Linked DNA regions of Homo sapiens: region 1 is linked to region 2. Evidence: chromatin contacts called from ENCODE Hi-C or POLR2A ChIA-PET data. All regions are on one chromosome and are shown on one strand. Each heading gives the region's core, a stretch centred on a gene start or an enhancer-like site at or near the end of the contact. The rest is flanking DNA. Distances are from core to core; before and after follow the strand shown. Region 1 holds the start of LRAT (lecithin retinol acyltransferase). Region 2 holds the start of DCHS2 (dachsous cadherin-related 2).

Evidence for each region. A loop is a pair of places that touch in the nucleus more often than their neighbours do. ChIA-PET counts read pairs that join two places held with the same protein, here RNA polymerase II (POLR2A). Pooled maps may share reads with other maps.
Region 1: a map of naive thymus-derived CD4-positive, alpha-beta T cell shows a loop between it and region 2 (5-fold over the local background). The contact joins the promoter of LRAT here to the promoter of DCHS2 in region 2. A Hi-C loop is called at or near these places in 1 of 168 maps with a recorded cell type or tissue (naive thymus-derived CD4-positive, alpha-beta T cell), 1 of 37 single-sample maps with no recorded cell type and 7 of 50 pooled maps. POLR2A ChIA-PET finds 5 or more read pairs at or near these places in 2 of 52 experiments (WTC11 and common myeloid progenitor, CD34-positive).

What each region holds. Positions count from the first base shown.
Region 1 is chr4:154,741,099-154,745,487 of GRCh38, forward strand. LRAT (lecithin retinol acyltransferase) reads left to right here and starts at 2,902. Exons shown (of 3, transcript NM_004744.5): 1 at 2,902-3,124; 2 at 3,228-3,768. The coding sequence starts at 3,229. RefSeq lists enhancers at 715-1,228, 1,229-1,740, 1,741-2,253.
Region 2 is chr4:154,489,537-154,493,795 of GRCh38, forward strand. It overlaps DCHS2 (dachsous cadherin-related 2), which reads right to left and starts at 2,263. Exons shown (of 20, transcript NM_001358235.2): 1 at 1-2,263. The coding sequence starts at 1,819. RefSeq lists enhancers at 91-1,047, 1,048-2,003, 1,472-1,611, 1,662-1,841, 2,644-2,693.

The DNA of each region.
Region 1 (4,389 bases), core at 1,652-4,151, 250 kb after region 2:
TAAAAACTGACCTCTCAACCACAGAAATAGATGAGATTTTGAGAACATTGAGAAGCTGCCTTTTGCAAAGTAAATTTGCAATGGTCCTTGACGAAGGGGGGTCGGGGGCGGGGAGAAGTCCAGCCGAGAGAGGAGCTCATTCCACGCTATATTTTTGCAGTTGAAAAGCTGCCTAATCATCGCTAACCGCTTCCCGCATAAGAGTTCTGGGAAGACTTCAGAAACAAGGCAAATGAAGACTTTTCACTGCCTCCTTCGGGCTGTCGCTTCCGGAAGCCGAAGTCCTAGCACGCAGAGCAGCAGGAGAGGGTTACTTTCAGGCAATTCCACTGAGCAAAATAAATCACTTAATGGCATAACGTTCTGGCTTAAAAAATTGGAATTTATCAGAGGCAAAAATATCCTTCAAGAAACTATGGACACTCCGCGCCCTATTCATTTCCATGGCAGCAGAGTATCTGCATCTTGAGCCACCTATACAGATTCATGCCTCGTATCGCTCTCACCTCCTTTCTTTTTGAAGTAAAGCCCTTTCCCAAGAAGGCGGCCAGAAAGTGGACCCCACCGGGGGAAAAAGAAAAATGAAACGCAAATCAGCTTGGCACTGCTTGCGTCTTCCAAAACGCGGTGGGACAAGGCTATTGAGTCTATAGCTAATTCTTTCATGTATATAAAATGTATACATATGTATATATTTTTATATACATAAAAGAATTCATATATATGTATATAGCTATGTGGAGCCCTGAAGCAATTCTCCATGCTTTTGTCTCCCTCAAGTTCCCCAGGTGGAGGCAGTCATAAGCATTATAAGCCGCCTTAGTGACCACCAGGGACGGAAACCGTTAATTATCACGTTTCCTTTCATCTCCAGGGGCCCTTTGGCCCGTGACACAAGAGGCTTCGGTATTGGCGCTTTCCCAGAACTGGCCCAGAGGAGCCAGTTCAGAGTGTGAGGTCGGGTCTGCATTGAACGTACACACCGAGGTCTATCAGACTCCCCCGATTTTAGCGAAGGGTGCTGACTGCTGTGCTGCTAGAGGCTAGCAAGCTCCCTGTGCGCAGCTGATGAGTTTCAGCAACTCGCCACCTGGGCGCTTTTCTTTAAATTTTGGGAGTAAACTGGGAAAATAAAAAAATCTCCACGTCCACTGGCTCTCTCCCCTTCTCCAACTTCCTCTTTCGACTCGTTTGTGGGAGTTTTCTCCTCTTTGCTGGGACTATAATGTGATGCGCAATCGTTTGTGAATGAACAAAAGTCACCGGCAAGCAGGGAGACGGGGACAGATCGCTGACGGCAGATTGAGGGTGGCAGCAAAGGCCCGGCCTCCAAGGATAATGGGGAGCCGTTTTCCCTCACGCCTGGTCTCTATGGCCCCCTTCGTCTTCCAGGTAAAATGAATGTTCCTTCATCCATCATCCGCAGAGTACCCTCAGGCGTGCGTAGAATCTGCTGATGAAACCTATTAGCGCCGACTGGGCAGCTTTGTGGAGCCACCCGAGGCTCTCCATTGTGGCCTTTGTCTGCAGAATTTAAGCATTTACATAATGCATTAGCACGGAACTCAGCACCCGGTGGGGACATCGCGTGCCAAGCCTGGCGCGGCCAACGCTTCAGCGGCTCCCTCACCCGGCAGCTCCCTAGGACCACCCTCGAGGAGGCATTGGAGTCGGGCTGCAGGCGCACGGGCAAAGAACTTAGCATCTCATCCAAGTACTTCGCCTTCCTTGGCCGTCTCCGGGAGGTTATGCTTAAAAACATAAAAATAAAAATAAAAATAAAAATAAAGGGAGGCGGACAAAGTTTCGGTGGGTGAACTGAAGCTGGGTCCATGTGACCCTGAAGCCGGAGAAATAAACTTAACATGAATCTTGCTTTCCTGGCGGGCGTTGGGACCCCGCCGTTTTTCATGCCAACCGTTGGAAGCTTCGTACTCAACGGCCACAGGTGCCTAGGAGCGCAGAGAGGCCTCGGGTTCAAATCACCGGCGCGCAGGGACTGGACTCGCGGGTAGCGACCCCCCCAACCCCCCCCCCCCCGCCCTACACACACACCCTCGCGCCGGCTGAAAGCATGGAGGATTCAGGGCATTTGAAAAAAGAGGGGCTGGGCGCGGTGGCTCACGCCTGTAATCCCAGCGGTTTGGGAGGTCCAGAAGGGCGGATCACTTGAGGTCAGGAGTTCGAGACCAGCCTGGCCAACACCAGCCTGGCCAACATGGTGAGACCCCGTGTCTACTAAAAATACAAAAATTAGCCAGGCGTGGTGCCTGTAATATCAGCTACTTGGGAGGCTGAGGCACGAGAATCGCTTGAACCTGGGAGGCGGAGGTTGCAGTGAGCCCAGATCGCGCCACCGCCCTCCTGCTCTGGGTGATAGAGCAAGGCACTGTCTCAAAACAAAACAAAACAAAACGAAAGATTCGGTCAGGAAAGAATCTGCAGGCATTCGAGGCGCTCGCACTTTGCAAAGTAAATGCAATCTCTTTATTAAGCCGAAGTCCCTCATATCTATCCTTTTAGAGGAAGGTGGTCCAACTCAGAAATCTCTCCCAAGAGGACTTTCCACCGAAGACTACCGCGAAGTGCCAGGAACTCGCCCCAGTCCCGACAGGTGCAGGACCTTTCGTGCCGCCACACCTTGGGACTCTACCTCCCTAAATAGGCCACTTAAAAGCCAGTAGTGCAACCGGGATCCCGCGGCGATAAAGAATCACTGTGCAGAACCCTGGAGCTGGGAGTCGGCCCGCCCCCCTCCCAAAGAAACCGGGATCCCGCGTCCTCCCCGCCGCTAGCGCAGCGCGCCAGCGGCGCCCAATCAGTGAGCTTTCCGGGTCTGTGACGGCCTTCGGCTCCGCCCCCTCGACGGCCATAAAAAGTCGCAGCGAAGCCTGCACCTCCGAGCACCGCGCGCGGCCCTGCCCCCGGCACGGCCCCCAGGTGCGCTCCTTCTCCGGCTGCTTGTAGCACTGGTCTCACTGTCCCCGCCGTCAGCCACCGGTTCCTTATCCGTCTCATTCCCCATTGTGGCTTGGCTGAGCCGGTCGCCAGGCCTCGCTGTCCTCCTTTGCCTTCCTCTCTCCTCAGCGGCCGTACTTTGCGCCGTACCTCACCTGGCCTGCAGGTGAGCAGCAGCGCAGCACCCCTGCCCGGCGAGCTTAACTTGCCCAGCCCGGCCCCTGCCGGAGTGGCACCGGCACCTCTCCAAGACGCCCTCTTCCCTGCAGGATGAAGAACCCCATGCTGGAGGTGGTGTCTTTACTACTGGAGAAGCTGCTCCTCATCTCCAACTTCACGCTCTTTAGTTCGGGCGCCGCGGGCGAAGACAAAGGGAGGAACAGTTTTTATGAAACCAGCTCTTTCCACCGAGGCGACGTGCTGGAGGTGCCCCGGACCCACCTGACCCACTATGGCATCTACCTAGGAGACAACCGTGTTGCCCACATGATGCCCGACATCCTGTTGGCCCTGACAGACGACATGGGGCGCACGCAGAAGGTGGTCTCCAACAAGCGTCTCATCCTGGGCGTTATTGTCAAAGTGGCCAGCATCCGCGTGGACACAGTGGAGGACTTCGCCTACGGAGCTAACATCCTGGTCAATCACCTGGACGAGTCCCTCCAGAAAAAGGCACTGCTCAACGAGGAGGTGGCGCGGAGGGCTGAAAAGCTGCTGGGCTTTACCCCCTACAGCCTGCTGTGGAACAACTGCGAGCACTTCGTGACCTACTGCAGATATGGCACCCCGATCAGTCCCCAGTCCGACAAGGTATGATGTGTGACTCCCAGGGGAAGTGGGCTCCGCGGAGATGCCCCCTCCCATCCCTGACCTTTTCTCTTCCCCGCGAGTAGGGATCTAATTCCTGGACACCTCCCCTACCACTTCCATACCATCCTTTTTCTTTTTCCTTTTTTTTTTTTTTTTTTTTTTTTTTTTTTGAGACGGAGTCTCGCTCTGTTGCTCAGGCTGGAGTGCAGTGGCGCGATCTCCACTCACTGCAAACTCCGCCTCCAGAGTTCACGCCATTCTCCTGCCTCAGCCTCCTGAGTAGCTGGGACTACAGGCACCCGCCACCACGCCCGGCTAATTTATTTTTGTATTTTTAGTAGAGATGGGGTTTCACCGTATTAGCAAGGATGGTCCCGATCTCCTGACCTCGTGATCCTCCCGCCTCAGCATCCCAAAGTGCTGGGATTACAGGCGTGAGCCACCGTGCCCGGCCTTCCATAACATTCTTAAAGTTCTAGATTAAGTAAGGAAAGTTCTGGTGTTCCTAAGGTAGGCTAAGTAAATAAGCAAATGGCAACGTGCCTTGCAGGATATCTCGAAATGCTTAGAGAAAGGATGTGGCAATGCAGGACCGCTTCCAGAGATTCCAGAGCTGCCCAG
Region 2 (4,259 bases), core at 1,013-3,512:
CAAAAGATGGTCCACACTCTGCGGTGTGGACCATCTTTGATTGCAGGGAGCCGAGATTGCAGGGAGCCGAGAGTTGGACTACAGTGTAGCGCAGCCAGGCGTGATCACTGCCTGCCTCGTCGGCATCGGAGGCGCTGACCCACATGACTACAGTGCCAGGGGCCGCGGCCTCGGACACTGAGGCCTTGTAATGCTGTTGGCTGAAGAGAGGTGGTTGGTCATTGAGGTCAGCGACCCGGAGTAGCAGCGTCTCCTCCGTGCTCAGCGGCGGGGACCCCGCGTCCGTGGCCACCAGTAGTAACTCATACAGATCGCGGCTCTCTCTGTCCAGGGGCCCCTCCACGCAAAGGAAAAATACCCCTGGGGGGCCGCCGGGTAGCAACGCGAAGTCTCCCTCTCCGCCTTCCAAGGACAGAGAGATGCTCCCGTCTCCAAGACCCACACCAAGCTCCCCTGTGGCCTCATCTTCCTTCTCCCAGTCACCGTCCGCGTCAGACACCGAGACGCGAGCCACGTAGTCGCCCGGTCGGGCGCCTTCAGAGACACGGGCGACGCCTCCCTCTGTGAGAAAGAGCACGTGAATTGCTGGCCGGTTGTCATTCACGTCCAGCACGGCGATGGACACGCGCACCGTGGCAACCTCAGGCTCGGCGCCTCCATCGCGGGCCTCCACCACCAACTGGTGCCAGGCCTGTGCCTCGCGGTCCAGAGGTCTCCACACTCGCACCACGCCGCTCAGCTCCTCCACCGCGAAGTAGGCCGCGTCGCCCAGTGCCCCGCCGCCGCTACCCGCCCCAGGCACTTGCCGGGCGCGGACGCTGTAGCGCACGAAGCCATTGGGCCCCAGGTCGCGGTCGGTGGCGCGCACGCGACAGACCTCGGCGCCCGGCTGGGCGTCCTCGCGCACCGCGGCGCGGTACTCGTCCTGCTCAAAGACCGGCGGGTTGTCGTTCTCATCCAGCACGCGCAGCTCCACGCTCAGGAGGCCGGTGCGCCGGGGTCGGCCGCCGTCCCATGCCTCGATCTGCAGCCGGTGCGCCGCCGCCTCCTCTCGGTCCAAGCGCCGCAGCAGCACCAGATCTAGAGGCTCCAGGGGTGACGAGGAGCCTGGCAAAAGCGGTGACGGTAGTGGCCCCGGAGTCCGGTAGCGCAACTGGAAGAACGGGCCTGCGGGGTCCTTGGGCAGGTCGGACGGTTGCACCAGGGTGTAGCCCTGAGTGCTGAACAGTCCGGCGTCCGGATCGTGGGCAACTGGCAGGCGGAAGGCGGTCCCTGGCGGGCTGAGCTCGGAGACGTCGAGTTGCAGGGAGTCGAGGGGAAAGCGGGGCGAGTGGTCATTCACGTCGTTGACGCGAATCTCCACCTGCACCACAGCGCCCAGCAGCGTGGCGGCGACGAAGCTGTAGTGGTCCCGCCGCTCGCGGTCCAGGCGCCGCGCAGTGCGGATGATGCCGGTGTCCGGGTGCACGTGGAAGTCGTCCAGCAGCGGGGAGTCATCGGAGTCCTCCGACAGAAAGAAGCCGCTCCCCTCCTGCTGCTGCGCGGCCGGCAGCCCGGCGCGGATGTCACCTACCAGCGTGTCCGGGGGAAGCCCCTCATCTACGGAAAGGGTGAGGTTGAACAACTGGGCAGAGGAGCCCGAGGCCGCCCACAGCCACACGTGCACCAAGAGCCAGAGCAGGGAGCGCTGCGTCCTGGCGCCGCTGCTGCCTGACCGCCCATGGGGTGTATCTCTCCTCCCGGGGAGCAGAAGGAGCTTCCCGACCGGAGCCCGCCGCTGCTGACGCCCTTCGCCCATCTTCCGCCCACAAGGGCTCATTTCTCCTCCAGCTCCTTGGGAAGGCTCTCGGGTAACTGCCAGCTTGTGGCAGGATCGCAGAAAAATCCAGGAGCCTCTTCAGTGTCTGAGCCAGAGAAGAAAAGACTTTGTTTGGCAAACAAACCGACGGCCCAGGAATTCCCGAGGTTACATCTGCAACTGGTGAAAGCGTCCTCTGCCTGCAGCTCACGCAGACAGGGAAGTAAGCTCTAGCTGCCTCTGCCGCGGCAGCCACCTCTTCTGCCCCTGGATTTCTTTAAACGAATCTCATCTCTTTTTCTCTCTCCTTTTATTCCCTTTACATCTGTTCCTTGTTCTACTCGGCTGGTTGTTCCCCCCTGGTAAAGTCAGGTGCATTATTTCTTTTGCCAAAAAGGAGGAGATTATATGAAGCGCGCACACACAAGGAGAGGATGGGGATCTGGCCGGAGTAGGGGGTGGAGTAAGGGCGTGGAGGCAGGGAGTCAGGGCGCTGGGGAGGAGGGAGAGAGGGAGGGGGGAAGGGAGGTCTGCGGCCCTGTCCGCTGCTCCGGGGGCGGGGCGGTGGTTCCCCACTGTGTCTCCGGGCGCCAGGGACCGCGCGACTCCTGCTCCGACCCAGCCTCCGCCGCCTGCCTTCCCCTCCCTGCCGTGTGATGCGGCGCACACGAGGGCAAACTCCAACCTGCGAGCCGCGCTCTGCAGCAGGGCGGAAGAGGAGCAAATGCAAAAGCACTGGGAGACGTGCACCGCGGGGCGGGTGGGGGACGCGCAGGCGGGGCGTCTGCCTGGGCTTGGCCAAGTGCCAAGTGATGATGGGTGCGGGGAGGTGAGAGGAGCGGCCTCTCCGCGGCCTCCCCCTCCATCCGCTTGACCGTCCCTCTGCAGGCCTGACTCTTGGCTCGCGCTGAGCCAAGAGGGTAGAGGTTATCATCACTTTGGGGTGCCAAACTTGTGTTCTCCATTTGGCGAGAGGGACTCCCGTCCGCAGCGGAAGGACAGATGGAGTCAAAGGCCGATGCATAGCTGGGGCCAGGATGGCTTTAAAGGGGAGAAGGCGGAACTTGGAAAAGCCTTCCAGAAAACCCGAGAAATCTGTGGCACACATGGTGCAAACCACACTTTATTATGCGTGCTACTACCCAGCGACGTGTGAGCCTCTTGTCACTCCCCTCTGCCACCAGGAATGACGACAATATATCCGCCCTGAGAACCCTTTTTCTACATTCAGCGCCATCATAACACTTCCAGGATGTCTGACGATGCTGACTGATGAGCAGAAAGCCCTGGTGGCTGACACCCCGCAAGCCCTCAGCGCTCCCCCACCACCCCTAGGCAAGGAAGTGTGCAAGCGGGATAACTCTACGGATACCACTTTCAAAACTAGCTTCTGTCTGAGCCGAACGCAAATGCCAATAAATAGCCATAGTCGCAGATTTCCCTTCAATTAACTATAATAATCGGTAGAAACTGATCAATGGCCTCTAATAAAGTACGCCTGAGAAAAGACTCTCTGGACTCTTAAAAATGGCTGACCATATTTAGCAAGTGGTTTCTGCAATTTTGCATTTGGGCCTGAGAGAAGAATTAATTTCCTAGATACCGTTTCTCTCCTTTAGGGAGGACCAAAAGCCCTGCATAGTGGTTTCTTGCAGCAACAACAAAATGCCTTTTTAAATGTGCAACGGAGGTGTATGTAATTGCTAATCCACAGCCACACCGTTATCTCTACCTGTGACCAAATAACAATAAAATAATTGACTTTGTAGCATATATGTTACCGAAAATGGGGACATTATTAAAATAAATTCAGCTTTCTTTCCCCCAATGAACTCTCTTTAACCATTAAAGAGATTTGTTATGAGTCTTTAGAGTCTTTTTATCTTCAGTCTCTGCATTTGCACCCTAACTAGTCCCTCCCCTCCCACTCTTGCCCCTTTATAAGTAATTCTTTTCTGTTTTTGCTATTGTTGTTGTTGTTGCTGTTTTGTTTTCTGAGTCAGGATCTCACTCTGTCACCCAGGCTGGAGTGCGGTGGTGCAATCATGGCGCACTGCAACCTCATGGACTCAAGTGATTCCATCACCTCAGCTTCCAGAGTAGCTGGGACTATGGGTGCCCACCACTATACCTGGCAAATTTTATATTATTTTATTAATTTATTTGTTTATTTTTTTTACTTTTGTAGAGATGAGGTCTCACTATATTGCCCAGGCTCGTCTCGAACTCCTGGGGCCAGTCTTCCTGCCTAGGCCTCCCAAAGTGCTGGGATTACAGGCTTGAGCCACCGCAACCAGCCTATAAGTAATTCTTGAACAAGCATCTGGATTAATGTTTTTAAAGCTGTCTCAAATCATATTACCTCCTGCTTAGAACCTGAAATGATTCCATTATACTTAGATTATAATTCAGACTCCTTCAATCAAGCTCCTTTTAGTAGTACAGGATCCTATCCATCTTT